Regions from separate parts of the Homo sapiens genome. Here region 2 is linked to region 1. The links are chromatin contacts, found by Hi-C or POLR2A ChIA-PET in ENCODE. All regions are on one chromosome and are shown on one strand. The core of a region is the stretch at or near the end of the contact, and the rest is flanking DNA. Distances in the headings are between cores, read along the strand shown. Region 1 overlaps VAV2 (vav guanine nucleotide exchange factor 2). Region 2 overlaps VAV2 (vav guanine nucleotide exchange factor 2).

The links. A loop is a pair of places that touch in the nucleus more often than their neighbours do. ChIA-PET counts read pairs that join two places held with the same protein, here RNA polymerase II (POLR2A). Pooled maps may share reads with other maps.
Region 2: a map of dorsolateral prefrontal cortex shows a loop between it and region 1 (5-fold over the local background). The contact joins two enhancer-like sites. A Hi-C loop is called at or near these places in 2 of 168 maps with a recorded cell type or tissue (dorsolateral prefrontal cortex and posterior cingulate gyrus), 5 of 37 single-sample maps with no recorded cell type and 4 of 50 pooled maps. POLR2A ChIA-PET finds 5 or more read pairs at or near these places in 4 of 52 experiments (B cell, GM10248, WTC11 and 1 more).

What each region holds. Positions count from the first base shown.
Region 1 is chr9:133,787,885-133,790,584 of GRCh38, reverse strand. VAV2 (vav guanine nucleotide exchange factor 2) reads left to right here. Exons shown (of 30, transcript NM_001134398.2): 14 at 1,242-1,327; 15 at 2,099-2,231. Among named protein-coding and RNA genes, the nearest start is that of SARDH, 51 kb to the right of the region's middle. RefSeq lists a silencer at 2,637-2,700. Within about 2 kb of position 1,289, at least 14 of the 41 ENCODE cell types and tissues checked have a DNase peak (open chromatin) inside an H3K27ac peak, as active enhancers do; they include dorsolateral prefrontal cortex, where a contact is called at or near this core.
Region 2 is chr9:133,914,969-133,917,890 of GRCh38, reverse strand. All of the region lies in intron 2 of VAV2 (vav guanine nucleotide exchange factor 2), which reads left to right. Among named protein-coding and RNA genes, the nearest start is that of VAV2, 76 kb to the left of the region's middle. RefSeq lists enhancers at 1,152-2,100, 2,101-2,922. Within about 2 kb of position 1,635, at least 3 of the 41 ENCODE cell types and tissues checked have a DNase peak (open chromatin) inside an H3K27ac peak, as active enhancers do; they include dorsolateral prefrontal cortex, where a contact is called at or near this core.

The DNA of each region.
Region 1 (2,700 bases), core at 40-2,539:
GCGGTCACAAATGCGTACAGTGAGCAGGACGTGAGGAGAAAAGTTCGTTTTGTTTTGTTTTTTAAGTTTTTACATAGAAGTAATACTTGTTCATTAAACAGCAAGAACAGGCTGGGCGCGGTGGTCATGCCTGTAATCCCAGCACTCTGGGAGGCTGAGGTGGAAGGATCACTTGAGGTCAGGAGTTCGAGACCAACCTGGCAAATGTGGTAAAACCCTGTCTCTACTAAAAATACAAAAATTAGCCAGGCGTGCTGGCGGGTGCCTATAATCGCAGCTACTTGGGAGGCTGAGGCAGGAGAATCTCTTGAACCCGGGAGGCAGAGGTTGCAGTGAGCCACGATTGCGCCACTGCACTCCAGCCTGGGTGACGTAGTGAGACTATCTCAAAAACGACAACAACAAGAATAAAACAGCATGGCCAGCAGGCGTCGAGCATCCCCATGAGCCAGGCCCTGTACCCAGTCCTGGCTCTGAATCCCATTGCCACAGGGAAGGTGGTGAGAGCTGAGATCAGAGGCCTGGAGCAAGTTGACTGGGACTATGTGACACCAAAGCTGTCCTTGCAGCCTCTGGGGCTGAGACCTTGGAAGGAGACACTGAGCCTGTGCCTCGAGCACCTCCCAGGCAGGGCCCTGTTCGTGTCTTGAAGCATTTTCCTCCACCTTTTCCTGTCTGTGTGGACACTTTGAAAGCCACGCAGGGAACATGTCAAGAGAAGCTCTCTCTGAATCAGAAGAGTCACAGAGACAAAACCAGACAGACAACGAAAATGAACCTCAGCGAACCACACAGGGGTCTGAGTCGAAGCCTCACCCTTGGCAGGACCCCGGCCCCACCCGCCCTGCAGCAGATAGGCGCTGTTTGTTCTCTCCTGAACGTGGGGCTTGGGCTTCTGGCTTTTCCGACCGGGTCCCGCTTGGGGCTCCACACAGCGGCGGCCTCTGTGAACACAACCGGCACCGTCAATCGCCCTTTGTCCCCAGAGCTGAAGGGAGCCCCTTGGCAGGGCTGGCCAGGAAAGGGAGAGAAGCTGCCAGGCCCAGTCCCTTCCCGGTCTTCTGCACCCTCCCTCGTCCATCCTGAGCACCAGCTGGGAGCCACAGGGGCTGTTTCCCTTCGTCCCGCCTCTGCTGCCTGTGGGGAGTTCCCTTGGGTGCACGACAGTCTGCCCTGCCCGTGCGGTCAGGAGAACTGGGGCTGCTCCAGCCCCGGCTGACGGCCCCTCTCCTTCTTCCCAGCAAGTGAAACTGGAGGAATTTGGAAGACCAAAGATTGACGGGGAACTGAAAGTCCGGTCCATAGTCAACCACACCAAGCAGGACAGGTGAGCAGGGCGCGTGTTGTGGGCTGGGTGGCGTCCCGCCAGGGTCTGGCTCTCCCTCCCAGGGAGCCACTCCTAAGTGGCTCTGGAAGCCAGGCCTTCCTGTGGAAAGAGCTGCCTGGCGGTGGCTTTGTGTTGTTCAGTTTTAATTGCTTCCTTCCTTCTCGTCAGCGAGCGGGCGCCACAGCAGTGGGGCTTTTGTGCCTGTGGCGGGCACCAGGCTGGGCTGGGGCAGCCAAAGATGAGGGCCAGGCCCCTCACTGCCAATGCTCAGCCTCCAGGAACCCAAGACAGGCCCAGAGTGGTCGGATGGGCTCTTTGCCAAATGACTGCCGGAGAGTGTCCAGGCGCACGGTGGCCCAGGCTTGTCCAGGGCCCTCCTTGTGCACCTACTGTGTGCTGGGGCAGGGGTCACAGCAGATCTGGGTCCCACCCTCTTGAGGCTCCCAGTCCAGCGCGGGATCAACTGGGAGTAGCCGTCGGGGGTCAGTGCTGCATGGGAGGCCAGCGTGGGGGATGCAGGAGCCCCTTGAAGGGCTCCTGGCACAGCCTCAGTCACGGGGGTAGGGAGCCAAGGAAGGCTTCCTGGAGAAGCAGTGTGGGAACAGCCGAGACCTGACCGAGGCTCAGCATTAGCCTGGTGAGCCAGGTGAGGGCAGGGCTCGCCCGGAGAGGGAGCCGCGTGCCAGAGCCTCAGGCTCAGCTCCTGCCGCCTCCTCGGAGCAGAGCACACAGTGCTGGGGTGCTGATCCCCCGCTGCGCTGCCTGGCCCAGGTACTTGTTCCTGTTTGACAAGGTGGTCATCGTCTGCAAGCGGAAGGGCTACAGCTACGAGCTCAAGGAGATCATCGAGCTGCTGTTCCACAAGATGACCGACGACCCCATGAACAACAAGGACGTCAAGAAGGTGGGGCCTTCCGGGTCCCCCCTGCTACCCAGGAACGTGGGGGTGGCCTGGAGAGAGGCACTGGGTTCCAGACCCCAGGGGAAGGGGACTCGAAGTCAGCCGCTGATGCTGGCCGGGTGGGTTGGGGTGGGCGTCTCCGCTCTGCAGGAAGGCTCCTCTCTGAGTCACTGCCTCGCCGTCGTGACCACTGCTCATAGCAGGCCTGCTCCTCGCCGGGCCCAGCGCCCCCCAGAAAGGTGGGCAAGACCAGAATCCCACTCCCCAGTGAGGCGACTGAGGCAGAGGGGAGAGGCCACCCCAAGGCCTCTAGTGAGGGTGGGACTTTCAACCTTGGCTTTCCATCTGGCCAGCCTGACTCTAGCCCATGTTGTCCCTTGTAGCAAGCAGGCTTTCCTCTCCCGTCCCACCCTGCGGTGCTTGGAGGAGGGCTGTGGGTAGGTCTGGCTGTGGCTTGTCCGAGACTCTACAT
Region 2 (2,922 bases), core at 386-2,885, 130 kb before region 1:
CCAGGAGGCTGCGTCAGTTCTCTCTCCCACTGTCCTGGTCTCCCTCGGGAGGGTGTGGGTCCAGCTAGCCTTTTCTGTCCACAGGGTTCTCTCTCTGGGATCTGTTCGGTCCTGTCCTTGGGGGCCCAGCATAGGTCAGTGTCAGATGGGACCAGCTTAGTCCTTCAACTGGATGCCCGGCCTGGGCCAGTCGCTTTCCTCCCTAAGCCTTGGTTTCCCCGTCAATAAAGGGGAGGATGGCACTCTCTCAGGCAGGCTAGGACAGGGAGTGAGGCCCAGAGGGGGTAGGCAAAGTCCCAACTGCATGGCCTCTGTGGGATGGGCAGGGCCCCTCTGTGCTGTGTTGACATTTTCAGTGGCATAAGTTTTCCCTTTGGAGGTTATGCGTCTTTGTGACTTACTAGAAACGATAAACAAATAAAACCCTTCTAGCCAAAAAAAAAAAAAAAGAAAGAGTTTTCTGTTTTTCTCATGATGGGTTCCCAGCTCTCTGTTAAGTCAAAAAATATTCAGCTTGACATTCCACCATTAGAGAATCATTCCTTTGACTTGAGAGTTTGTCCCTGTCGGCGTAGGTAATCCATTGGGCTCCACCATTGCCTTTTGAGTGCTGAGTTTGTCACCTCCTCTCCTGAAAATGGGTTCACATCAGGAACAGGTAAAGAACTTGGCCCCTGGAAGAGGAGGACGGGGATAGGGCCCCTCAGGGAAGGGAGATGATTTAGTGAGCTCTAGGGCTAGGCTGTCATAGGCCTCTGGGTGGGGAGCAGGTCTGGGGCCTGCTGGGTGGGCTTTTGTGCAAAGAGATTTGCAGTAGAGAAAGAGGAAAACCCAGGGTGGGATGTACAGGGGACAGGACCCCGTGAGAGTGGCAACCTCGTCCTTATTAGTCCTTGCTGAGTGTTCCCAAAGCTCCGGGTTTCTTTGTATGTGTCTCATTTAATCCTCACATTTGATGGACGGGGACGCTGAGGCTTAGAGGGGGTTGGGTGAGTGGCCATGGGTCACACAGACAATGGCAGAGCCGGGACATTCTCTTCAACTCTGCCATGCCAGCATCTTCCTTCACACCCCTTGACCTAAACAGTCCCAACATCTGCATTCAGAAGGTACTTAATTAATGCTTTTTGCATGGCTGGAGGCATCCGGGGTGTCCTTTGCAGGGGAACCGACAAAGTTGTGCTGGTCCTGGAGGCCCAGCCGTGAGCCTCTAGCCAACTCTTTCTTCCAGCTCAGCTTCTGGGATCAATACACAGGCACTCCCGGCTCTTCTCTCTCCCTTTCTCTGTTCACCCCCTCCTTTCCCCTTCTCCATCCATATCACCAGTGAGACCCCCACTCACCCAGCCCCACATCCTCAAACTGCCCAGCTTCCCAGCAAGAGTCCCAGCACTTCCCAGGGTGGCAGAGAGCCAGGCTCTGGGATGGTGACGCCGACGCTTTTGTTAGTCCTGGGCCTGTGCGCCCGGGCCCTCGTTGGCACCCACCACCTTCCCTTTCTACAAAGAGGGCTTTATCCCGTGGAGAGAAACTTTCCAAGTGAATCACTGTCAGTTAGCATTCAGCGCAAGTCACAGGCTCCGCGGGCAATTCATCTTGCGCCTTTCTTCCTTCTTATCGAGTGGGACCAAGCCCAGCTCGGTGTTGCCTGTCCGCCTCCTCCATGGAGCCTTGGATAACCCCGCTGGCTAGGAGCAGAGAGGCGTGTTTGAGCAAAGCCCCTCCTTCCCTCCATTCTCCCTGGGGGAGCAGCCGTGGCCTGTGCCCGTTTCCTGCCAGGCTTCCTTCAGAAGGGAAGGTGCGTGTGTGCACGTGTGTATCTTGTGTGCATGTGCATTGTGTGTGAGTGTGCATGGGTGCCTTGTGTGCATTCCGTGCATGTGTGCACATGTATATCATGTGTGCATCGTGTGAGTGTGTATGTGTACGTGTGTGCATCGTGTGTACATGTACATCGTGTGCATGTGTGCATTGTGTGTGCACGTGTGCATCGTGTGTGAGTGTGCATGTGTGGGTCGCGTGTACATGTACATCGTGTGTGTGTGCGTTGTGTGTGCACGTGTGCGTGTGTGAGTGCATGTGTGCATCGTGTGTACATGTACATCGTGTGCGTGTGTGCATTGTGTGTATGTGTGCATCGTGTGTGTATGTGTGCGTTGTGTGTACATGTACATCGTGTGCGTCTGTGCATTGTGTGTGCACGTGTGCATTGTGTGTGTGTGCATGTGTGCGTCGTGTACATGTACATCGTGTGCGTGTGCACATGTGCATTATGTGTGCATTGTGTGGGAGTGTGTGTGTGTGCGCCTTGTCTTTGAGACTGGCACCAGTTTTTCTAGGGGTCTTCTCCATGGAGACAAGGGGCCCAGTGAGGGCTCCTGTTTTCAGGGTGCTTTGTAAAGTGGGCACAGCCCCTTGTCCGGCATTTTTTTCAGTAGAGACTTCCTCATTGCACCACCTGTGCTCCTTGGGAGAAAGTCAGCTGGCCGTTGGCAGGTGGAGTCTGTAGAACGCCAGATCGTGCTGAATCCCCTTGAAAATATCAGGTTGAGGGGTGTGGATGGTGGCTGCCGGGAATTCAAAAAGTGTAGTCGTGAAACCACGTGATCACAAGGAGGGCGGGACGGTGGTGTGGGGGCTGACTGTGGCTTCCAGCTGTGGATGTCCCCACTCTGCCCCACCATGGAGAATTCCCTGATGTCCCCAGAGCCAATGAGGACTAGAGTCAAGGCGTCAGAAAGTGGGTGTGAACTCCCTGAGCCAGGAAAAGGGGACACTAATGGAGAACAGGCCGGTGCTCTTCCGGCCAAGCGGCCTGTTTCAAAGCACTCCTTGGTGTTTTCAAGATTCCCAGACACAGCACCCGTGCTTCCCTGCTCCCTCCCAGGTCCTTCCCCCCGTGCGAGCTGTCCTGGGTTTGAT